7 separate regions of the Homo sapiens genome follow, and all the other regions are linked to region 7. A link is a contact called in ENCODE Hi-C or POLR2A ChIA-PET data. All regions are on one chromosome and are shown on one strand. The core of a region is the stretch at or near the end of the contact, and the rest is flanking DNA. Distances in the headings are between cores, read along the strand shown.

What was found. A loop is a pair of places that touch in the nucleus more often than their neighbours do. ChIA-PET counts read pairs that join two places held with the same protein, here RNA polymerase II (POLR2A). Pooled maps may share reads with other maps.
Region 1: a loop to region 7 is called in a map of CD8-positive, alpha-beta T cell, with 3 times the contacts of the local background. The contact joins the promoter of H4C1 here to the promoter of LINC01623 in region 7. A Hi-C loop is called at or near these places in 3 of 168 maps with a recorded cell type or tissue (CD8-positive, alpha-beta T cell, OCI-LY7 and Ramos) and 10 of 50 pooled maps. POLR2A ChIA-PET finds 5 or more read pairs at or near these places in 8 of 52 experiments (CD4-positive, alpha-beta T cell, CD4-positive, alpha-beta memory T cell, H1 and 5 more).
Region 2: a loop to region 7 is called in a pooled map, with 26 times the contacts of the local background. The contact joins the promoter of H1-4 here to the promoter of LINC01623 in region 7. A Hi-C loop is called at or near these places in 6 of 50 pooled maps. POLR2A ChIA-PET finds 5 or more read pairs at or near these places in 10 of 52 experiments (CD4-positive, alpha-beta T cell, CD4-positive, alpha-beta memory T cell, HEK293T and 7 more).
Region 3: a pooled map shows a loop between it and region 7 (2.0-fold over the local background). The contact joins the promoter of H2BC6-AS1 here to the promoter of LINC01623 in region 7. A Hi-C loop is called at or near these places in 1 of 50 pooled maps. POLR2A ChIA-PET finds 5 or more read pairs at or near these places in 5 of 52 experiments (H1, K562, OCI-LY7 and 2 more).
Region 4: a map of CD4-positive, alpha-beta memory T cell shows a loop between it and region 7 (6-fold over the local background). The contact joins the promoter of H2BC4 here to the promoter of LINC01623 in region 7. A Hi-C loop is called at or near these places in 2 of 168 maps with a recorded cell type or tissue (CD4-positive, alpha-beta memory T cell and naive thymus-derived CD4-positive, alpha-beta T cell) and 8 of 50 pooled maps. POLR2A ChIA-PET finds 5 or more read pairs at or near these places in 8 of 52 experiments (CD4-positive, alpha-beta T cell, CD4-positive, alpha-beta memory T cell, HepG2 and 5 more).
Region 5: a pooled map shows a loop between it and region 7 (7-fold over the local background). The contact joins the promoter of H3C4 here to the promoter of LINC01623 in region 7. A Hi-C loop is called at or near these places in 5 of 50 pooled maps. POLR2A ChIA-PET finds 5 or more read pairs at or near these places in 11 of 52 experiments (CD4-positive, alpha-beta T cell, CD8-positive, alpha-beta T cell, Caco-2 and 8 more).
Region 6: a pooled map shows a loop between it and region 7 (9-fold over the local background). The contact joins the promoter of H1-2 here to the promoter of LINC01623 in region 7. A Hi-C loop is called at or near these places in 1 of 168 maps with a recorded cell type or tissue (OCI-LY7), 1 of 37 single-sample maps with no recorded cell type and 4 of 50 pooled maps. POLR2A ChIA-PET finds 5 or more read pairs at or near these places in 9 of 52 experiments (CD4-positive, alpha-beta T cell, CD4-positive, alpha-beta memory T cell, HEK293T and 6 more).

Annotation. Positions count from the first base shown.
Region 1 is chr6:26,020,306-26,023,584 of GRCh38, reverse strand. It overlaps H4C1 (H4 clustered histone 1), which reads right to left and starts at 1,936. Exons shown (of 1, transcript NM_003538.4): 1 at 1,535-1,936. The coding sequence starts at 1,906. The coding sequence ends at 1,595. H3C1 (H3 clustered histone 1) reads right to left here and starts at 3,134. Exons shown (of 1, transcript NM_003529.3): 1 at 2,627-3,134. The coding sequence starts at 3,095. The coding sequence ends at 2,685. RefSeq lists enhancers at 1,342-1,571, 1,722-1,951, 1,173-1,988, 2,292-2,341, 2,372-2,471 and 2 more.
Region 2 is chr6:26,154,705-26,157,858 of GRCh38, reverse strand. H1-4 (H1.4 linker histone, cluster member) reads right to left here and starts at 1,530. Exons shown (of 1, transcript NM_005321.3): 1 at 744-1,530. The coding sequence starts at 1,468. The coding sequence ends at 809. RefSeq lists enhancers at 1-297, 1,027-1,106, 1,367-1,526, 1,051-1,802 and a silencer at 687-736.
Region 3 is chr6:26,171,239-26,174,347 of GRCh38, reverse strand. It overlaps H2BC6-AS1 (H2BC6 antisense RNA 1), which reads left to right and starts at 1,575. Exons shown (of 3, transcript NR_186648.1): 1 at 1,575-2,313. It also overlaps a transcript of H2BC5 not described here. RefSeq lists an enhancer at 1,609-2,501.
Region 4 is chr6:26,122,429-26,125,667 of GRCh38, reverse strand. H2BC4 (H2B clustered histone 4) reads left to right here and starts at 1,742. Exons shown (of 1, transcript NM_003526.3): 1 at 1,742-2,201. The coding sequence starts at 1,764. The coding sequence ends at 2,144. H2AC6 (H2A clustered histone 6) reads right to left here and starts at 1,496. Exons shown (of 1, transcript NM_003512.4): 1 at 978-1,496. The coding sequence starts at 1,435. The coding sequence ends at 1,043. RefSeq lists enhancers at 1,120-1,329, 1,420-1,559, 894-1,579, 387-1,586, 1,830-2,569 and 4 more and a silencer at 1,593-1,958.
Region 5 is chr6:26,195,484-26,198,892 of GRCh38, reverse strand. It overlaps H3C4 (H3 clustered histone 4), which reads left to right and starts at 1,607. Exons shown (of 1, transcript NM_001376937.1): 1 at 1,607-2,109. The coding sequence starts at 1,643. The coding sequence ends at 2,053. H2AC7 (H2A clustered histone 7) reads left to right here. Exons shown (of 1, transcript NM_021065.3): 1 at 1-109. The coding sequence ends at 42. It also overlaps the pseudogene H1-12P. RefSeq lists enhancers at 386-445, 476-535, 1,278-1,878, 2,257-2,366, 1,879-2,480 and 4 more.
Region 6 is chr6:26,055,063-26,058,441 of GRCh38, reverse strand. H1-2 (H1.2 linker histone, cluster member) reads left to right here and starts at 1,972. Exons shown (of 1, transcript NM_005319.4): 1 at 1,972-2,702. The coding sequence starts at 2,014. The coding sequence ends at 2,655. RefSeq lists enhancers at 1,920-2,319, 2,410-2,459, 2,870-3,379 and a silencer at 2,950-3,019.
Region 7 is chr6:28,862,174-28,865,286 of GRCh38, reverse strand. It overlaps LINC01623 (long intergenic non-protein coding RNA 1623), which reads left to right and starts at 1,610. Exons shown (of 2, transcript NR_033379.1): 1 at 1,610-2,003. TRA-AGC2-2 (tRNA-Ala (anticodon AGC) 2-2) reads left to right here and starts at 1,531; the gene lies at 1,531-1,602.

The DNA of each region.
Region 1 (3,279 bases), core at 687-3,186, 2.8 Mb after region 7:
GAGCTAGTCGTGGCTTATTGTTACAACGACTATACCTCCCATATGGGTAATCGATATCCACACACCCCTCTACATTGACTCTGGAATTCAGGAAAGGGAATTAAAATTTTCTAACTTATGTACCCCAATGATTTCAACAATATCTGGCATATGAGATCAATAAATATCTTTAAAATACCAACTAAGAAAGACATAAAATGACCCACCCTCCATACCAGGCTCATTTTTGCTCCTCTGATTCCTGAAACTATCCAGAATGCAGCTATGAATTCTCTCCATTGTCAGTTTTAAATTAAGCCAAGCTGGGTACTTGTGTAATTCCTCAAGAAATCCTGGATGAAAACTGTCAGGTGGAAAACAGGACCTCAAAATAAAGAGACATCCATCACTGAAGCTAACATCGTGAGGCTGAAATCAGTCCTATAACAATGGTACCAAAAAGAGCACAATGAGAGGCATTTGTGAATATTTACTCAGATGAGAGTAAGATATTTCCCTATCAGCTAACCTGAAGTTCACATCCCTTTTCCAGCTGAGTTCTGAAGCTAGATGTACTTAACTGGAACACATAACTGCATCAGGAACATCCTTTAAAACTATGGCTACCATGGCTTGACTGGACAAACCCCAGGCTTCCAGGTTTAGCACAGGTGGCCCTTCACAGACCAACATTGCCTATGCTACCAACCTCATGTCCTACCACCCTGCTTGCATCATTTCTCTCTCTGCATATATAAAAATATATGTGTATGTATATAATCAGCTTTATTGATATTTAATGTACCACAAAATTTGCCCACTTTAGGTACAGTTCAATGAATTTTACCGTGTTTTCTTAGTTGTACAACCATCATCACAATTTAATTTCGGAATATTTCTATCACCCAAATTTCCATTTCTGCGTAAAGGGGGAAAAAAAAAGGTTAACTGCTGAAGGCCGCGGTAACACTGAAAAAGGTGCCTTTTCTCTCTAAAACAGATTTTAATCTCCCCTGAATTTAGTGTCCTGGGTATTCCAGGAGTCTGAATAGGGTTTCAATTTTCAGGGTCTTTTTAATAGAGTAAAACTGTATTGGTGGCGATAAATTTAGTATTGCTCTCAGTACATGATTGAGGGATACTTAAATGTCTCTGTGATTTTATTTCATAATCGCTAAAAGATGGTTTTTTTTTTTCCTAAAACAGGGTTTTTGTTTTTTCTCAATAAGCTTCTTAGCTTCCCCTCCGGCTCCCTGGCTTGCCTCAGGAAATATTAGCTCATCAGTTCTGATTGGTTGACAGCTACGAATGGCCCTCATTGATTGGGCAGCGCTTCTTTGTCCCTTGGAAACTAATACAAATTTTTAACACTACTTTTTTTCCACTCTTTCTTCAGAGTTGGAATATCGTTGCTCCCCTACCCATATGTAGTGAGTGGAGGGCAAACTTGGAGTTCCCCTAATCTTTCCTTTTTAGGATGTCAGCTCAGTATCATTCATCTTAATTACACATTGAGCTTCTTGACTTAATGGATACAGCTCTTCTTTTGTTTAGTTGGGCGGCCCTGAAAAGGGCCTTTGGTTCAGAAATGCAAGCTGTGGAGAAATCAGCAACCTTAACCGCCAAAGCCATAAAGGGTGCGTCCCTGGCGCTTAAGCGCGTAGACCACGTCCATGGCAGTGACTGTCTTGCGCTTGGCGTGCTCCGTATAGGTGACAGCGTCACGGATCACGTTCTCCAAAAACACCTTGAGCACCCCGCGAGTCTCCTCGTAGATCAGACCAGAGATCCGCTTCACACCGCCACGCCGGGCCAGACGCCGGATGGCCGGCTTGGTGATGCCCTGGATGTTGTCACGCAACACCTTGCGGTGGCGCTTGGCACCCCCCTTACCCAAACCCTTCCCGCCCTTACCACGTCCAGACATGACTTCCCAAGAAGTGAACCAAGAGCAAGTGAGAGAATAGGAAACCGATCTTTATATATCTACGTTACCCCTGCCCCCACCTCCAGCGGACACTGAGACTGAAAAGCGCGCAGGCGGGAAATGTGACGCCTACAGTCCGCTCCTTTAACCCCTCCTCCAAGCCCCAGGAAATGGCGGGAGCAGCGATTGGGGGAGGGTGGGGAGATGAGGGTGGGACCAAGCAGGCTTGACCAATGGCCTTTATTTTCTTAACAGAGCTACAGGCTTTGAGGAACTGGGTTAAGAATTAAATGTAAACCCATTCTGACTCCAGAATTATTTTAAGTCGAACTTTTTTTTTAACCGAATCTCTCTGTCGCCCAGACTGGAGTACATTAGAGCCATCTCGATTCACTGAAACCTCTGCCTCTCAGGTTCAAGTGTTTCTCCTGCCTCAGCCTTCAGAGTGTAGCTGGGATTACAAGCGCTCGCCGTCGCGCCCGGCGTGTTTTTGTATTTTTCGTAGAGACGGGATTCGGCCATGTTGGCCAGGCTGATCCCGAACTCCTGATTTCTGGTAATCCGCCCGCCTCAGCCTCTCAAAGTGCTTGAATTACAGGCGTGAGTCACCGCGACCGGCCGAAATCGATTGGTTTTGAAGCCTTCAGTAGCATTAAAACGAAAAGTGCTCCCAATGCATTCCCTTTTGTCTTAAATTGGTTTCTTACAGCTACTTTACTTGAAAAGGTGGTGGCTCTGAAAAGAGCCTTTGCTTGGACCGTCAGAGAGACCACAGTAATCACGCCCTCTCTCCGCGGATGCGGCGGGCGAGCTGGATGTCCTTGGGCATGATAGTGACGCGCTTGGCGTGGATGGCGCACAGGTTAGTGTCCTCAAATAGCCCTACCAAGTAGGCCTCGCACGCCTCCTGCAGAGCCATCACAGCGGAGCTCTGGAAACGCAGGTCTGTTTTAAAGTCCTGCGCAATCTCGCGCACCAGGCGCTGGAAAGGTAGTTTACGAATAAGCAGTTCAGTGGACTTCTGATAACGGCGGATCTCGCGCAGAGCCACGGTGCCCGGCCGGTAGCGGTGGGGCTTTTTCACGCCGCCGGTGGCCGGAGCGCTTTTGCGGGCTGCCTTAGTGGCCAACTGTTTGCGTGGCGCCTTGCCACCAGTAGACTTCCGAGCAGTTTGCTTAGTGCGAGCCATGACGGAAAAACAGCACAGCGGAACACCCAACACTAGCGCAAATACGCCCATGAGCTGCTCTATTTATAGTGTGTAAAGTGCAGTGATTGGATGATAGAAGACGCTAAATATGACGTTACACACTCTGATTGGTCTATCTTTAAGCCAGCAACAATCGTGCAGTTTCACCGGCTACTATATTCTA
Region 2 (3,154 bases), core at 281-2,780, 2.7 Mb after region 7:
TCCGACTTTTTTAACATTGTGGTGTCAGAACTTACACCGAAAGATACTTAACAGATTAGGAGAACTCACATTCCTTTCTTCCTTTAACAAAGTATGGGACTCGTTGCATACAGAAGCCGTGCTAATTGGGACATCCCCCCCCCCCAAGTCTGTCAGTTTTACGTTTCGGCAAGTCCTTAATCCATCCAAATGCCACATTTAAGGACCAAGTATTTTTCTGCAGTGTCGGTTTCTAATTTTCAGTTATGTGGCAGTAGTCTCCCCAAGCACTTGAAATGTAGCCCTTCGGAAATAATGTCAGTACTATGCCACTTGTCCTAAGACGTACTCCTCTGAAGTCCCTCACTGCCTGCCATACTCGATAGGGATAACCAGTAGGCTTGTAACCAGCACAGAAACTGATACACTGTGCCGTGTTTGGAACTCGGAAAAACCCAGCTTAGAAACCCGGGAAAATCCCAACATTTTTTTTCCCATGCTATCTGGAGGCCAGGGCCTGCTAAAAGTGCAAAGCACAAGGGAGGCCCAAATGGGTTCAACTCCGACACTCGAGAACGCAAAATCGAGATGACGCCACTGCACTCCGGCTTGGGCGACGCGACGCCTTAGTCAAAAATAGCTCCGGAGACACACAAAATCCCACTCCTCTCCCCGACTTTGTTCCCGGGAGACCCGCCCCTGCTTAGCAGCGTTTTCCCGAGCCACGCCCCCTAATAGTGCAACAGCTCTTTTACTGAGAGCGGTGGGTGGCTCTGAAAAGAGCCTTTGGGTTGTGTTGGGCTTCTAAGCAGTTGGCCAAAGGAACTTTCTACTTTTTCTTGGCTGCCGCCTTCTTTGGCTTGGCTGCCTTGGGCTTGGCGGTCTTTGGTTTAGCCGCCTTGGGTTTAACTGCTTTGGCCTTCGCTGGGCTCTTGGGCGCCTTTTTTGGCTTGGCTGCTTTCGCCTTTTTCGGGCTTTTCGCTTTTTTGGCTCCAGCAGCTGCAGCCGGCTTCTTCGCCTTCTTTGGGGTCTTCTTGGCGCTCTTCTTGGGGGTGGCCGCCCCCGTCGCCTTCTTGGGCTTCTTCGCCGCTCCTGCTGGCTTCTTGGCCTTGGCCGCGCCTGCCTTTTTAGCCTTAGGCTTGGCTTCCCCAGAGGCCGCCTTCTTGTTGAGTTTGAAGGAACCCGACGCGCCGGTGCCCTTGGTCTGCACCAGGGTGCCCTTGCTCACCAGGCTCTTGAGACCCAGCTTGATGCGGCTGTTGTTCTTCTCCACGTCATAGCCAGCGGCTGCCAGCGCTTTCTTGAGAGCGGCCAAAGATACGCCGCTGCGCTCCTTGGAGGCGGCAACAGCTTTAGTAATGAGCTCGGACACCGGGGGCCCAGACGCTTTGCGCTTGGCCGCACCTGCAGACTTGCGGGCCTTCTTCTTCACGGGAGTCTTCTCGGCAGGGGCCGGAGCAGCGGGCGCGGCAGGCGCAGTCTCGGACATGTTGAAGGCAAGCGTGAGCGAGAGCAATTCGAGCCGGAAGCAGAGGCACTGGCCGGGACTCGAGCCGCGGCGCTGCGCCCGCCCGTTTATATAGGGCGGAGCTGCGCCGTGATTGGTGCGCTGTCCAGCCCGCCTCGCTGGCAGCCGCAGAGTGTCCTCTCGGATCCCGAGTTGTGTTTGTTACACCTCAAAAAAAGCCAAAAATATAAAAATTGTCTACACCGAACTGCCCGGTTTTTCTCAGATAATGATCCCCGAACCCTCAGGCTTCACGCAGATCTCAAATTATAAGGGAAGCACAAAGCCTTGTGCCAAAAACTTGCAATATTTCCCGCCGTGCTTGGCAAATTTCAACTCAGAGAAACAAAACTTTCTATTTTCTTCGTAAATTATAAACCGATCTTTAACTGTGGACTTTTCTGACCTCTCAAATATGATACTCCAAGTGGTTAGCTTCTTATATATCCAAAAAGCATGCCACTGGCATTAAGATTTTTATTACAAATCTGCACTTAAGTGAGGGAAGTAACACAGGCTCCTCGGAGAGTCCTGCCTATTGAGCCGAGGGCATTTGAGTTCATCAAACTGGTTTAGTTTAATGCCAAACAAATTATTGCCCATTTGAGATTAAGTTTTGGACCCCTGGGACATCAATCTATACAGCCATGGTTTTACATCTGTCCGCTACATCTGAGTTTTTAAACAATTCTTTGGATAATTCTTTCCCTTTCTGCTCCCAAGGGTTGGGGGCGGGGCTGTTGCTTCTCTCTTCCTCTGGACAATTGCTCCATGGATTGAGATACCTTGAATTCAGGGTATTTGGGAACGAAGGGAAGTCCAAAATGTACTCAGGGTACAGAGATGAAAAAGGATTAATTTTCAAATGTGATGTTCATAAAGTCACTGGAAGTGGAGGTGCACTTTACTTTAAAGCATTTGTCTGCAGCCTTGCTGAGTGCTTTTGGCATATGCTTCAGAACCAAATTGCAATAAAGTAGCTTAGAGCTGAAATTCAAGCATTGATGATAAGGCAAAATAAATAAGAAACGTAGATTGAAACATCTACTCCCATTATTAGTGAAACCCAGCCCCTATTATTACTGAATAGTTGAGGAATGACTAGTCCACTCACCACGTATGGTTTCAATCCCCCTGAAGATTGTATTCCAATGCTTCCCAGAGCTCAATAGAAAGAAAAATAAGTGACATGTAGTGATTAAACGACAAGTTCAAATTTCGATCTCAGAAGTAGAGCTTTGAGAGTCTATCTAAGCTATTATAAATCATTGCCCTCTGAAAACATCCTTTGAACAATGTCTGAGTGAATTTCTTTAGGTAGTTGCCCAATCAAGAAGAGTGTATGTAAGCTGGCAATGAAAGCCCAACCAAAAGAATTATTTCTGGTCCGGGCGCGGTGGCTCACGCCTGTAATCCCAGCACTTTGGGAGGCCGAGACGGGCGGATCACGAGGTCAGGAGATCAAGACCATCCTGGCTAACACGGTGAAACCCTGTATCTACTAAAAGTACAAAAAATTAGCCGGGTGCGGTGGCGGGCGCCTGCAGTCCCAGCTACTCGGGAGACTGAGGCAGGAGAATGGCGTGAACCCGGGAGGCGGAGCTTGCAGTGAGCCTAGATAGTGCCACTGCAGTCAGGCCTAGGCGAAAGAGCAAGACTCCGTCTCAA
Region 3 (3,109 bases), core at 326-2,825, 2.7 Mb after region 7:
CCTACTCACTTTTTTCTTGTAAAATTGTATAACATTATTAGCAAAACTGGAGAATACAAATTTTAAAAAGGAAGGAAGAGAGAAAGAAGAAAAAAACAAAATTATAGTTTTGTCTCACTAATGAACATTCATTTTTGTTTTTTAGAAAAAAATGCCTATTATGAGAAAAAATGGAAACCAGGAGAAATTGCAGAGACCATGTTATTTAAATAAATAGCTGATTATATAGGGTTTATTCTAAGAATAGAAGGAAGTTTAGTATTCTAAATCTGCCAGTTTAAGAAATTAATAAAGGAAGGCCCAGAGCAGTGGCTCACGCCTGTATTCCTAGCACTTTAGGAGGCTGAGGCAGGTGGATCACTTAATGTCAGGAGTTCAAGGCCAGCCTGGCCAATGGCGGCCTATCTTCTTCTGATAATACAAAACTTAGCCAGATGTGGTGGCACGCACCTGTAGTCCCTGTTACTTGGGAAAGTGAGGCAGAAGAATCGCTTGAACCTGGGAGGTAGAGGTTGTAATGAGCTTAGATCAGGGCACTGCACTCCAGCCTGGGAGACAGAGTGAGATTCCATCTCAAAATAAAAACTAAAATAATAAAAAATAAAATAAAATAAAATAAAATAAATAAAATAAAAAAGAGATTAATAAAGAAAAAACATGATCATCTCCAAAGATACTGCGAAAGCATTTAACAAAATATAACACTCTTTAATCATAAACACTTAACAGACTACAATGAGAAGAGAACTTCATAAGGAGGAGCTACAGCGAGTATAACACTTAATGGTGCCGTTTTGGAAGGATTCCCATAGAGGCGGAAGGAAGACAAGTGTGGTGAGAAAGTACTCCTATTCAACACGGCATCACAGGGTTTGGCCAATACCATGAGATAGGAACAGGCAGTCAGAAGAGCAAGGATTCAATAGGAAAAGATGATTATCTTTGAAAATAACATAATTGTCAAGGTAAAAGTTCACAAGAATCTATAAACAATTAGATCAAATAAGAATTGGAATTAGTGGGCATAGGCCAGGCGTTGTGGCTCACGCCTGTAATCCCAGCACTTTGGGAGGCCGAGGCGGGCGGATCACGAGGTCAGGAGATCGAGACCATCCTGGCTAACACGGTGAAACCCCGTCTCTACTAAAAAATACAAAAAAACTTAGTCGGGCGTGGTGACTGTAGTCCCAGCTACTCGGGAAGCTGAGGCAGGAGAATGGCGTGAACCCGGGAGGCAGAGCTTGCAGTGAGCCGAGACTGCGCCACTGTACTCCAGCCTGGGGGACAGAGCGAGACTCCGTTTCAAAAAAAAAAAAAAAAAAATTAAAGTCATATGAAGATTAATATGTAACATCTTCTTCGACTTAAATGTTCATTTTTTTCCTTCTGACTTTAGAAGAAATTAAAATATTTTCATGAGCCTCCAAAAGAACTGCGGACCCTAGACACCGTGCCTGCTGTTTAATGGAGTACGGCACTGCGTGTACCGGAAGATGATTTTTTTAAAAAAAAACTCAATTAGGAAATAATTATTCGCACACATTCATATACATACATACATACACTGAATCCTCACACGAAGAGCCCTACAGGCGTGAGAACAGTAAGGGAGATGCAAGAAAGGTCTCCTTGGAGTTGGGAGGCGTATTTACAGCTACTAGAGAAGGGGGAAGTGCCAGCTCCCCGAGAAGAAAGCAGGAGGATGCTGAGAGACTAAAGCTGAAATTTTCTGCCTGCTTCCTCACTCTTTTCGTTGGTTTCAGCCGTCTGAAAAACCCTTGTGAGAGGAGCAAAAAGGTCAAGGGAAGATTGTTGCCTTGCTCTCAGTCTTCAAAATTTTCGATCCTCCGTTTTTTTTGTTTTGAGACGCAGTCTCGCTCTGTCGCCTAGGCTGGAGTGCAGCGGCGCGATCTCGGTCACTGCAACCTCCGCCTCCCTGGTTCTAGCGATTCTTCTGCCTCAGCCTCCTGAGTAGCTGGGACTACAGGCGCGTGCCACCACACCCGGCTAATTTTTTTGTACTTTTGATAGGGACGGGGTCTCACGGTGTTAGCCAGGATGGTCTCTATCTCCTGAACTCGTGATCCGCCCGCCTCGGCCTCCCAAAGTGCTGGGATTACAGGCGTGAGCCACCGCGCCCGGCCGGTCCTCTGTTTTTAAACTGTAAAGGACTCCAGCGGATTGTTCGAAGTCTCCGATATCCCGCGATCTGGTGGCCGCAGAAGAAAGAGGCCGAGTCGGCGGGGACTGGGAACCACCAGTTAGCGGCCTACGGGCAACCTCCCGGACGCGCGCGCCGGGCCGACGTTAAACGTACGTGACGCCCTATGCGGGAGCCGGATGGGCGTAACGGGGCGGCGGCGTAACGTGTGGCTCTGTGGTTAGGGCACGGAGGGGCGTGGCCGGACGGCCCTATGAGGGGGCCGGCGTTTTTGGCGAGGGTTGATGGGATGACCCTATGAGGGAGCCTGCGTGGAGGGGCACGACCGGCCCCAAGACTCCTTTTCATGGCCGCATAGCCGCACCGGGAGTAGGATGACCGCTGTTATTTTTCAGGACCTCTCATCTTCGGTTTGAAATTCTTTGCTTTTTTCCGGCTTTGTGTGGCTATTTAGTATTAGCATTTTAGGGCAGTTTCATTTCCTTTAAAGTAAAACTCTCCAAAGTGGTCTCCGGACCAGCAGCATCAGCATCACCTGCATAATTTAGAAGTACAAATTATCAGGTCCTACCTCAGATCTAATGCATCAGAAAAGTTTTGTGACTGCTTCAAAACATTGTTTCCCTTAATTCAGATGCTGGAGGAGACCTTTCAAATGGCAGCTTAGCATAAGCTAACCAGTTTTTAACTTCAGGTTCATTACCAAAGCCACATCAGTGCTTAGGCCTTATCCACTCAGACCTCCTTGATGCTGGAAAGTAAAGTGAAAATAGGTAGATAGATGTCTAGAAAGGGGAGGTCTTAGAAGAAAGGTTTGGATCAACAATGAAGGCAGAATTTACAATTCTCCGCAGATTTTATTAATTATAACTTTTTTTTTCAGACGTCCTGCCATCTTCTCATTCAGACTTTTCTTAGCAAAGGTAGTCCATGGCAAGTAATGAATTC
Region 4 (3,239 bases), core at 493-2,992, 2.7 Mb after region 7:
CCCAGATCTCCATTTCTTGTGGGTGGGGCAGCTGTTACCAGATCCCTAGAAGCAAAGGTTTTTTTGGGGGACCGTGTCTCACTGTTGCCCAGGCTGGAGGGCAGTGGCACGATCTCGGCTTACTACAACCTCCGCCTCCCAGGCTCAAGCGACTCTCCTGCGTCAGCTTCAAGAGTAGCTGGGATTACAAGGTATGTGCCACCACGCCCAACTTATTTTTTTATTTATTATTTTTATTTAGTAGAGAGGTGTTTCACCATGTTGGCCAGGTTAGTGTCGAAGTCGTGACCTCAGGTGATCAGCCCCCTCGGCCTCCCAAAGTGGTAGGATTAGAGGGGTGAGCAGAAAGCAAAGGTTTTTGAGTGGCCACAGGCCCCACTCTATTTCCTTTTCTGCCTGTAATGGCAACCTAGACGCTTGAGCTTCTTAAAATACAAGAGTAAGTTGCATGTCAGGCACCGTTCTACATTAGGGACATTAGTCTGTTTTACAGACACCTTTCAACTCCCTGGTTAACTTTTAGGTAATATACTCTGCACTTTAGCAGGAATGGGACCTATAACTCTCACAGAATTAGGAAAGTGAGGCTGCCTACAGCCTAAATTGAGAAAAAAATAGACGGGGGACTAGTCGGAGGACCAAACAAGGTTACCAACACGTTAGAGTTTTGCCTTCAATTTACATTTTTAAAGTAATCACAACGAAGTGTTTAGATCACGAGGCATCCCTGCATGTAAACTGTTAGGCACTAACTATGGTCGATCTTACAAAGCATTAACTAGAATATTTCTTTAGAGTATGATAGTACGTAACTGACCTACTATTACATACAAACAGACCAACCTTTAGTAACAGCGCTCCCCAAAAACCGAAAAGCAGTAATACGCTTTGCTCAAGGTTGGCATAAAATTAACTTACCTTAGTGCCTTTTTTCCTTCTACCTACAAGCAGTGAGGTTAGCTCTTCCTTTGAAACGGTAGGGGGGCTCTGAAAAGAGCCTTTGGGTTTGATAGCGTTTCCGGGAGCTCAGATACCTGTCAAATCACTTGCCCTTGGCCTTGTGGTGACTCTCGGTCTTCTTAGGCAGAAGCACGGCCTGGATGTTAGGAAGGACGCCGCCCTGAGCAATGGTCACCCGGCCTAGCAGTTTGTTGAGCTCCTCGTCGTTGCGGATGGCCAGCTGCAAGTGGCGCGGGATGATGCGAGTCTTCTTGTTGTCGCGAGCCGCGTTGCCGGCCAGCTCCAGGATCTCGGCGGTCAGGTACTCTAACACCGCCGCCAGGTACACCGGCGCGCCTGCCCCAACCCGCTCTGCGTAGTTGCCTTTACGGAGCAGGCGGTGCACTCGGCCCACCGGGAACTGGAGACCAGCGCGAGAAGAGCGGGATTTCGCTTTGGCGCGAGCTTTGCCTCCTTGCTTACCACGTCCAGACATTGCAATCAGACAAAAATCACCAAAACCAGCGGCCTAAGCTCACGAGAAAACAAACAAAATCAAGAAATATGTAAAACATGGCCGCTTTTATAGGTAGTTCCTGGGGAGTAAATCCGACTTTTTGATTGGTCGGTAGCAAATGCTAGTCAGATAGCCAATAGAAAAGCTGTACTTTCATACCTCATTTGCATAGCTCTGCCCACGGATGACAACTGTGCAGTTTGTCTTCCAATTAACTAAGAGGTACTCTCCATCCCTCATTAGCATAAAAGCCCTATAAGTAGCAGAAATCCGCTCTTTACTTTCGACACATTTCTGGTGTTTTAAGATGCCTGAGCCAGCCAAGTCTGCTCCCGCCCCGAAGAAGGGCTCCAAGAAGGCAGTGACCAAAGCGCAGAAGAAAGATGGCAAGAAGCGCAAGCGCAGCCGCAAGGAGAGTTACTCTGTGTACGTGTACAAGGTGCTGAAACAGGTCCATCCCGACACTGGCATCTCTTCCAAGGCCATGGGCATCATGAATTCTTTCGTTAACGACATATTTGAGCGCATCGCGGGCGAGGCTTCCCGCCTGGCGCATTACAACAAGCGCTCGACCATCACCTCCAGGGAGATCCAGACGGCCGTGCGCCTGCTGCTTCCCGGAGAGCTGGCCAAGCACGCCGTGTCGGAGGGCACCAAGGCCGTCACCAAGTACACCAGCTCCAAGTAAACATTCCAAGTAAGCGTCTTAACACCTAACCCCAAAGGCTCTTTTAAGAGCCACCCAGATACCCACTAAAAGAGCTGTGGCCAGACGCCAAATTTTATTTGGCGGCGGAGGGGTATTAGAATATAGGAACTGGAGAGGGGTGGGGACAAGTGTTGCAGCTTAGAGAGGGACAAAGGGTCCTGAACCCGAAAGAAGCCAGCCATTAAAAATGGCTTTGGGGTCAATTCGTTGTGCTTAAATTTAAAATGGAGACAAGCGGCCATTTTGCTAACTCGGCGTTCCCGGAAGAAACCGCAGGCTCGCTTAGGTTTCAGACCCAGCTGTCTGTCCCTGTCTACGTCGCCAGGATCAACGGTTGCCGTAATGTCATAATTTCGCCACCAGCTTCTAGCCAATAGGCTGTCCTGTCATTTTAAATATTAACCAATCGAGGGAAAGCTGTTTTGAGACTCTGATTTACATAGCGGACCGGAGTGGGAACCTGGGCAGTAACTGCCTAAGGAAGGACTCCCCCTCTGTTTTCGTGGCGCACACCTTCGTAGTATACTGAAGGGTGTGTCTCCTGGGTTTCCAACTGCCCCGGTAATAGTCTTTTAACCTAATATGCGTCAGTTTTGATAACAACACTAAGGCAGTACAGAACTAAAGATGTAAGCACTGCGCCAGATGTTGCTTCATACATCTTATTCTATTCAACTGGTTTATTCAAGATTCAAATCAAATCAAATTTTGCTTGAATCCCAGTGCTCAGTCAGCCATAAATGGTGTGTTGCCTGATTGAAACTTAAAATCTCCGTAGGGGGCTTGTAACATGCAGACAAGTTTGAAAGTTGCTTTAGGAGAAGCCAACTCTTAACTGCTGGGTAAATTGACAAGCCTTCGAACACTGAACTGAAGGCCAGTAAGGACTAGGCGCTGGGTGGGGGAGAATGAAGAGGAGACGTCATTAAACTTAGCACATACACTGTATCTCCTAGAGGACTCTCCCTTCCTAGACAACTGCAGGCCGCTTTGTGGCCTGGGAAATTCCACATTCCCTTAAGTATTTTACTCATGGTCTTTTCCAGGTAAAGATTTTAAGATGAAGGGTTAGAC
Region 5 (3,409 bases), core at 358-2,857, 2.7 Mb after region 7:
CCCAAGAAGACTGAGAGTCACCACAAGGCCAAGGGCAAGTAAAACGAGAACTCTTATATTGGCTTTTTAAGGAAGCAGTCTTAACAAAGGCTCTTTTCAGAGCCACCCATGTATTCCTTAAAAGGGCTCACATTTTCTGTGTAAATAGCTATTTTGCAGTTTTCTTTAATAATTTTTCCATTTATAAGTGGGTGTTCTTAACACTGAATCGTGAAACTAACCGTCCATTTTAAAGATGCCATAAAAATACATAAGCAAATTGGCGGGGCGCGGTTCCTTACGCCTGTAATCCCAGGACTTTGGAAGGCCAAGGTGGGCGGATCACAGGGTCAGGAGTTCCAGGACAGCCTGACCAACATGGTGTGAAGCCCCGTCTTTACTAAAAATAAAAAAATTTGTCGGGCGTGGTGGCGCGCGCCTGTAATTTCAGCTATTTAAGAGGTTGAGGCAGGAGAAAATGTTGAACCCCGGAGGCGGAGGTTGCAGTGAGTCGAGATCGCGCCACTGCACTCCAGTTTCGGCGACAGAGCGAGACTGTCTCAAAACAAACAAAAACCCAAAAAAGCAAACTAATTAAAATGCAAAGAGACTTTATGTCACATGTAATTTAAATCGATCAATGCAGCGGCTCGTTAGGATTGCAAAGCTGTTAAAAGGCCTGAGACATACAGGAGAGAAGTTAATGTTTGTCAGTGTTTACATTTACATAAAAATATAGTTAGTGACTTAAAGCAACAGAACCAGAACAAATGTTTTATTGTCTTTTGTATGCATCTTAATGATACGAAATAACCTGTAATTTGTAAGTATTTTTTGGGTTTGTTTTTGCAAGCCACTTTCAACTCTACTGAGCTAACCCTAATTAATTATCAATAGGAATACAAACCTACATCCCCTGGAGCCAGACGGCCCTTAGGTGGAGCTTCTTAGCACAGTGTTCAGCATGACTAAAAGGGCACACTGGTCTTTTTGTGCCATTTATAAATTTGGCTTTTTTTTTTTTTTTTTTTTACAGCAGATTACACAAATACCAGTTGAACTTGTAAAAGATAAGAGTGCTTTCATATGAGGATGACATATTGTGGTGAAATTAAATGTGTTCATGTAGCTTAACATCAGGTTTCATATTGTTACTTATGAGTTAATAGTCATGGTGCATTTGGAACAAATTATTGAAAATATCTCCAAGTTTAAATAGACAAATCAAGATATGAAATTAACCTTTCTAAACTTAAGAGGGTAAAAAGAAATCACTTGGCCAATCACAACTAGCGCGCGTCTTTTTAAAACGTTGATCAAAGCCAGTTTCAGCGCCAACATTTAAAAAAAAATTAAGACACGTCATCCTAGTAGCTAGACACAATTTTGCCAAGGAAAACCAAAGTACGTTTTAAATAAAAGCTAGAAACATGGCACAGAGGGGAAAGGGTTGAAAACACCAGCAGTTAAAGATGGACGGAGGAAAGTTTTAATATTTGGTCTACATGCAGGAGATGTTCTGTCAGGGAGTGGGCGTCTCCACCAATCGAGCTGCAGGGGAAAGGCTGCCTTGTCCAATCAGAACAGGGGTGTCTTTATATATACGGGTACGAAAGGCTAGACTTTCGTTTTTTCGTCATTTAGCAGGGTTTAGAAGTTCGCAATGGCTCGTACCAAGCAGACTGCTCGCAAGTCCACGGGTGGGAAAGCGCCACGCAAGCAGCTGGCCACCAAGGCTGCTCGAAAGAGCGCTCCAGCCACCGGCGGCGTGAAGAAGCCCCACCGTTACCGGCCCGGCACGGTGGCTCTGCGCGAGATCCGCCGCTACCAGAAGTCGACCGAGCTGCTGATTCGCAAACTGCCATTCCAGCGTCTAGTCCGTGAGATCGCGCAGGACTTCAAGACTGATCTGCGTTTTCAGAGCTCGGCGGTGATGGCGCTGCAGGAGGCCTGCGAGGCCTACCTGGTGGGGCTGTTTGAGGACACCAACCTATGCGCCATTCACGCCAAGCGAGTGACTATCATGCCCAAGGACATCCAGCTTGCTCGCCGCATTCGTGGGGAGAGGGCGTAAATTGTCTTGTGAATGTGTGCTAACCAAAACCCAAAGGCTCTTTTCAGAGCCAACCACCTTTTCTATAAAAGTTGCTGTTTACTGTTGCTGTCCGTAAACTGGAACCTCTGTTCACTCAAGGTAAGTAAGCATTCTTGCCTCTATCCGTTCCCCCTCCCCTCACGGAATTGGTGCAAAAAGCTTTATTATAATTGGGGAGTTCTTAAAACAGCCTTTAAGGTACTCTTATATCTCCTTGTTTTGGGGGCCGCTTTCTTAGGCTTGGATGCCTCCGGCTTGGGAACTTTCTTGGCCACCTTTGACCAACCAACCTTCTCCAGCAGCCTCCACCAGCAAAAGCTTTTGGGGTCCGCTTAGTACTCTTTTTCGGAATAAGGACGCCCCAAGCTTTCTTGGGCCTCTCGGCTGCCAGGACAGCTGTCTTGGGCATGACTGCAGCGGCTTTTCTGGCCTCGGTCTTGATTTTCCTAACACTGCCTGGTTTGGCGGGAATGAACCTGAGGCGCTGCACTCCTTAGCACGAAGATGCCCTCGTTTGTTTTCAAGGCCCAACTTTATTCAAATAATTTTTAAAAATTTGTATTTATTTTTAGGGACGAGGTCTCACTGTGTTACCCAGGCTGGCCTCAAAACTCCTTAGCTTGGCCAGGCGAGGTGGCTCAGGCCTGTAATCACAGCACTTTAGGATGCCAAGGCGGGCGGATCACGTGATGCCAAGAGTTCGAGACCAGCCTGCCCAACACATTGAAACTTCGTCTCTACTGAGAATACAAAAATTAGCCGGGTGTGGTGGCACACGCCTGCAGTCCCAGCTACATGGAAAGCTGAGGCAGGAGAAGGGCTTGAACCCGGGAGGCGGAAGTTGCAGTGAACCGAGATCACACCACTGCACTCCAGCCTGGGCAGCAGAGCTAGACTCCTTCAAAAAAAAAAAAAAAATCCCCAAGGACAAACAAAACCACCAAAAACAACTCCTTAGCTTAAGAGATTCTCCCGCCTTGGCCTCACAAAATGCTGAGATTACAAACGTAGGCCACCGCGACCGGCAAGGGCCGATCTTCATATCGTAGCCGCCAACACCTACTTGAGCGCGGCCACAGAGAAGGCCGCTGCGCTTCTTGGAGACGGCTAAGTCATTAGTGATGAACTCACATACCGGAGGGGCCTGGACATCTTGCACTTCACTGCAACTTCGGACTTGCAACCTTTTTCTTTACTTCAGTCTTTGACTTGGGAGATAGACCAGGAGTCACGGCATGTACAGTTTCGGACATGATTGTAGGTTTGGATATCTAACAGTTAAAAAAAAAAAAAGTCAGGCTGCGAGTGTGTCTGTGATTACGTGTGTGTCACACA
Region 6 (3,379 bases), core at 723-3,222, 2.8 Mb after region 7:
GCTTCCCGGGTTCAAGCGATTCCCTTGCCTCAGCCTCCTGAGTGCCACCACCCCCAGCTAATTTTTGTACTTTTAGTAGAGATGGTGTTTCACCATGTCGGCTAGGCTGATCTCAAACTCCTGGCCTCAGGTGATCCGCCCCCGAGTCTCCCAAAGTGCTAGGATTACAGGCGTGGGCCACGGGGCCCAGCCTTATATTATTTCTTTTACTACAATATATTAGTATGATGCAGGTGCTTCAATTGTTTATACACTTTCCATAATTTTGTATAATTCTTATACCCTGTCACTCTGAGGAATAGCCGGTCTAAGTGTTTTTCCACCACTGCTAATTCATCCATCACTAATCTCATTAGACTGTTAATTCCCAGAGGACATAAGCACACAAGCAGACAATGTTTACAAATGTTGGACAAATGTTATTTAATAAAACAATGGGGTCACCCTTAGTCTAAAAGATGTTTCACTTTTCATTTGTCATTGAACTCTTATTTGTAGGTTCCCTTTTGACTTTCCCACAATCTAAGGCTGTTCTCTTTAACACATATTTTCATGAAAACATATATTTGAGCAGAAATTGTTGGGGAGTTGTAATATTACCTTTGTCCCTAAATATGAATCTATAATTATATCAAATATATGGGCAGACAATTTACTTTGCCTTTAATCTCAAGAAAAAAATAGCAATTACTTGGGGTCGGAGAGTAAAATAAGAAGTAGTGAACCTTAAAGTAGCAAACTTTAGAACAGAATAGTTTCAGAGGGGATGAGAAGAGGTGATTTTTCAGCTCATCAACAACAGATCTTATAATAAATTACATGTTCTGGTACTTTTCTTGTCTTTCTGTGTTAAATTTTGCTATTTAAAAAAATAAATTTCAAATACATTGTTCATCTTAAAAGTCAAGAGTGTGTTTTATTAAAGTCAGTTGCTTTATTTGCAACTCAAAAGATATATTTGAGTTCCCAACTGGAGATTGTCCTATATGGTAACTTGCGTAAGGTATGGTTACTGAAAGTAACCTACAATTTTCATGGGCTGAAATTCATTTCTATATTGCAGCGTACAAAAATAAATAAATAAAAAATGCTTGTTTTCTTTGAAAACATATTATCTCAGTGCCTCTAACTGCCAAATCTATTGGCTTTTTTGCAGGCTTAAGGGCTCTCCCTTGTTCCTTTATGATCTCTATCTTGAGGGCCAGACCTCCTGCCTTACACAACTCAGAGGGGGACCTCAGAGCTCTTTAAAAAGAGCCCAATTTCTCGCCTGTAGAGAAGTGAAAAGGATGCCCCACCCCCATCTATGAAAAGAGGGATTTGATAGTTTCAATGTCTTCAAATCAAAGATTTAAGTCTGTAGCCCCCCACCACCCCGGACCCTAGCAAGGCTCATGAACCCCCTCCCATCCCGCCCTAATTGCTTTGGACTGGCCGTGGAATCCTTGTCCCAGTCCACAGTTCCTGTGCGACTGCACGAAGAATTCACAGAGGACCTGTGTTACTTCCCTTGTGAAGAAACAGAATTATCATGAAAATTTAGGTGGAAACCATTTCGCTTTTTTCTTCAAAAATAAGGGAAGCATGTGCCCAACCACCCCTGGGAAAAAGAACCTTCAGGGGCAAAGGAGCGAACAGGTAATTTATAAGAAAAACAGAAAGTGGTCTCTGACTGCCCCAGACTTCCTTCGGAGTTGGGGGAATTGGGGACGCCTGGACGCGTTGTTTTTGTGTTTGTGGAAAAAATAAATGAAGAGCATGAAGCCCGAGGCTTCTGAGATCCTTTCCTGACCAAACCCAAGTGATTTGGTGCGGGGAATTTTAATATTTTTCCCCTTTTGTGAGGTGGAACAAACACAACTTGGGAGCAGCGCAGCGGCTCAGAGCCTGCCAGCCAGGCGGGCGACCAGAGCACCAATCAGAGCGCGCCTGCGCTCTATATATACAGCGGCCCTGCCCAGGCGCTGCTTCATCGGCGCTTTGCCACTTGTACCCGAGTTTTTGATTCTCAACATGTCCGAGACTGCTCCTGCCGCTCCCGCTGCCGCGCCTCCTGCGGAGAAGGCCCCTGTAAAGAAGAAGGCGGCCAAAAAGGCTGGGGGTACGCCTCGTAAGGCGTCTGGTCCCCCGGTGTCAGAGCTCATCACCAAGGCTGTGGCCGCCTCTAAAGAGCGTAGCGGAGTTTCTCTGGCTGCTCTGAAAAAAGCGTTGGCTGCCGCCGGCTATGATGTGGAGAAAAACAACAGCCGTATCAAACTTGGTCTCAAGAGCCTGGTGAGCAAGGGCACTCTGGTGCAAACGAAAGGCACCGGTGCTTCTGGCTCCTTTAAACTCAACAAGAAGGCAGCCTCCGGGGAAGCCAAGCCCAAGGTTAAAAAGGCGGGCGGAACCAAACCTAAGAAGCCAGTTGGGGCAGCCAAGAAGCCCAAGAAGGCGGCTGGCGGCGCAACTCCGAAGAAGAGCGCTAAGAAAACACCGAAGAAAGCGAAGAAGCCGGCCGCGGCCACTGTAACCAAGAAAGTGGCTAAGAGCCCAAAGAAGGCCAAGGTTGCGAAGCCCAAGAAAGCTGCCAAAAGTGCTGCTAAGGCTGTGAAGCCCAAGGCCGCTAAGCCCAAGGTTGTCAAGCCTAAGAAGGCGGCGCCCAAGAAGAAATAGGCGAACGCCTACTTCTAAAACCCAAAAGGCTCTTTTCAGAGCCACCACTGATCTCAATAAAAGAGCTGGATAATTTCTTTACTATCTGCCTTTTCTTGTTCTGCCCTGTTACTTAAGGTTAGTCGTATGGGAGTTACTGAGGTATCAGACGAATTGGGTGACGGGGTTGGAGAGTGGCCGTGGTGAGGTTACAGCATTTAAACCTTTATTGCGGCTTCTAGGTCCCTGACCGGAGGCTTTTCTCGCTGGCGGATGGTTTTGGGATGGCAGTCCCGCCCCAGGCCTGTGAACGGCAGAAAAGACCGCAAAACAAGAGCCAGTTTCTTAGTCTAAAGGGATGTCCGGATTGGACTAAAAAATTTTCAAAAGTCCCGCCCTGCTCCCGGGTTGGTCCGTTCTTCTAGTACATGACTTTCATTCTGTATTTAATTGGATGGTGGAAGACGTTGCTTATTCTGTGTTTTTTGCTTTACTGTGACTTAAAAGTTTTGCCTCTTTTCTCTTTATATTAATGTCTGGGATTTCGGACGCTTTCCATGTTGTTGGTAGTCAAGTTGATGTCTCCTGGAGGTAGTGGCAACATCCAGCCCTGGGAGGAGAGTGCGTGCAGGTACCTTTGTCCTACATTCCTCTGCTGTTAATTTCTCATTCCTGTGGCAACGAAGGAATGCATTTAAAAAACAGCCACAACAGCGGCAATAGCCCTTCCTCCACCCAAGGCAAT
Region 7 (3,113 bases), core at 361-2,860:
TCCTTATTTAGAAATTTGGTGTTTTTGTGATCAGACATTTGCCAAGAAAATTAACTCTTAAATCAATTAGTCTAGTCTATGGTAGAATTAGTTTTATTTTGCTTAAAGTAATAGTTTCCAAAAACCAACTGACAATAAGTGAGGACTTCCTATATTTTTATGCTTAGGTTTGATGAAGTGGATAGTCCCATAGCAGTATAATTGGATAAAAGGGGGTATGATCTAATGGTTATAAACTGGGGTGAACTTAGCAAAGCCTGTTTATTCAGGTTCTCTTTGGCATCTCTGTGTCTTCGTTTATTTCCTCCAAGTACATTTTCTCCCCTCTGAATTGACGGTCTTATCACCTACTTTAATTGGAAGATCAGGTAGCTTTCATGGCCCGCTTCACGGAACAAGGGCCCAGAGAAAAACGTTTCTGCTTCTGCTGTTTTCTCAAATGCCGAGGTGTCGTATTTTGGGAGTAGTGTGACCTGAACCCAGTCAAAAGACGTCCGAGTCTTTCTAATCTCTGGGTCATAGGGTCGCCTTTGGCCTATGCATTGTACGTATACAGTATGGCATTTCGCATGTCTGTCCACTTCTAGGCGCACAGTCCAACTGGCTTTGACTGGTCAGGAAGGCCAGGCCTGGATCTGGGGTTGGTACTATAGGTTAGATGTTTTCAGGTTTTGAAGGAGAAACAGGTCCCTTAAGGATGAGAGCGAATCAGAAGAAGACAGACAAAAAAGGATTTAGGATTTGTTCCAGAAGCTCATTTCTGGATTGACTGTCGTACCAAGGTTTGGCGAACGGCGGCAAGCGCTTGCCAGTTTGTCGAAGAGTGGAGAGGTCAGTTGTGCCAAGGAGTGGAGAGGTCTAAGAACTCTCCAGGAGCACGGAGGGTTTATGCAGTCATAAATCGCCTTGCTTCTGCATACTTTTTATTCCGTGGAGGATTCCGCCCGGGCGATGGCGCCATAAATGCAGGTGCGTCCTGGCTCTTTTCTCTTCCCAGTGCGCATCTCGGCGACTCTCACCACCCGAGTCTCAGAGCCCGCGAAACGTAGCGTGCCAGGTTCTCCATCCCGAGGCTGGGCGCGGGAACCTGCAGGGGCAGTAACTACGACCGGGACAAGCCGATCTGCAATTCCCCTCCTGTTTTCTCTGCCCCTTGGACTTAAATTCCCACGGCGGCGTTTAGGGCTTTCGTTTTATCTTTCTGCGTTATGCTCGCGGTTTCCTGGCAACCTTTCCAAGCAGAATCACCCCATCACAGACCTTTCTCTGGGGGGCGGCCAGGCAGGACGGCTCCCTTATAAACCCCGATAGGTGGTTGTCGAGCGGCCGTCCGAGAGGGTGACCTGCAGCGGGAGATCCCAGGCCCAGCACGGGACTTTCGATATAACATTCAGTTTTCCTTCTCTCAGCGCAGTCAGGAAACAATATCCAGTATAGCGAATTCAAAATTAAGTTCGACAAAATATGCTTCTTGGCACGACCGATAATAGTAACAGGTCATAGAAATATTTTGGCCCACGTTGAGCGTTGGGGGGTGTAGCTCAGTGGTAGAGCGCGTGCTTAGCATGCACGAGGCCCCGGGTTCAATCCCCGGCACCTCCAGCTTCATTTTTCTCCCGCCTTTTCTCCTAGATGTGCCTTGTTTGCAAAATCATGTCTATCATGTCCACGACTCGCCTCAATTTTTTTTCTTTTGTTTTTGTGGCACTTTCATTCTCTCTCAATTCTTCAAATTCACATGGAAACCAAGGAAAACAAGCTCCGTTTTGCTTTCAATATTGATGCATTTCTGCTCTAAGGCTTTGACACCACCCTGGGTGGCTGTGTCAAGAGATGAAAGACAAAATGAAAGAGGCCGCGGAAGCACAGACTGGCAGAATTCCAAAACCCGAAAAACAAGCAAGGCACCAAATTAACAAGCCCAATCACATTGGTTACATTTCCCAGTATTATCGAAGATCAAGCAAGAAAGAAAAAGACAGAAAACAAATGCGAAACCACAGGTAATTTTTTACAATTTATTTTAGATCCTTTCTTTTTTGAGCTGTTCCTTGGTCAAGGGACAGACCCAGAAAATAGGAAAACTGTCCCACGGATTTCCCCACCACTCTCTTCCCATCGCAATCTCTTTTCTTTTCCCCCATCAGGTGTCCTCTTGTTCGTCCGATTTTAGACTTTGTAAGCTTTTTGTAGGCTTTTTTTTTTTTTTTTTTTGGAGACAAGAGTCTCACTCTGTCTCCCAGGCTGGAGTGCAGAGTGCAATGGCACCATCTCGGTTCACGTGCAAGCTGTGCCTCCCAGATGCAAGTGATTCTCCTGCCTTAGCCTCCCGAGTAGCTGGAATTACAGGCATGATGCACCACCATGCCCGGCTAATTTTTTTTTTTTTAGTGGAAACGGGGGTTTCACCATGTTGGCCAGGCTGGTCTCGAACTCCTGAACTCAAGTGATCCACGATCCACCCGCCTCTGCCTCCTAAAGTGCCGGGATTCCAGGCGTGAGCCACCACGCCTGGCCTACTTTGTATGCATTTCTTTGACTCATTGTTATTGTTTCTGACTTTATTAGGGTAACTTTTATTAAAGCATAATGTAAGCTTTGGATCCAAATAGAAGTTCTTTATTGTGTTAAATAAATTGAAGCCTTCGTATCTGGCTGACTTGAAGCAGCACTTAGCTAGTTTTAAAAGATATGGAAGGCAATCAGAAAACAAAGATACATATCCCCACTCCCTTCTCTTCCCAATTCTAACCGCAGCTCACATTTTGAAGGGCCTCACACATGCATGTGTGAACATCTCAACATATTAGCGGTGGCAGTTATCTGTAAGGAGTCTGCAGCAACATTAATTCTTGCCTCCTCAGGAGAAGGAAAGAATTCGATTGAGGAGCATAATGCCGAAGGAGAGACCGAGGCAAGTCTTAGAGCAGGGGTGAAAAATTATTGAAAATATTTAGAGCACTAATGAAGGAAAGTACACTTGGAAGAGGGCCAAGCAGGCGACTTGAGAGACCAAGTGCACGGCTTGACCTCTAGACCTGGGGTCGTAAACGTTGGCATAGTTCCTAAATCTTGTGTTATTTCTCCCCACTCCTGAGATCTTATTGGGAAGT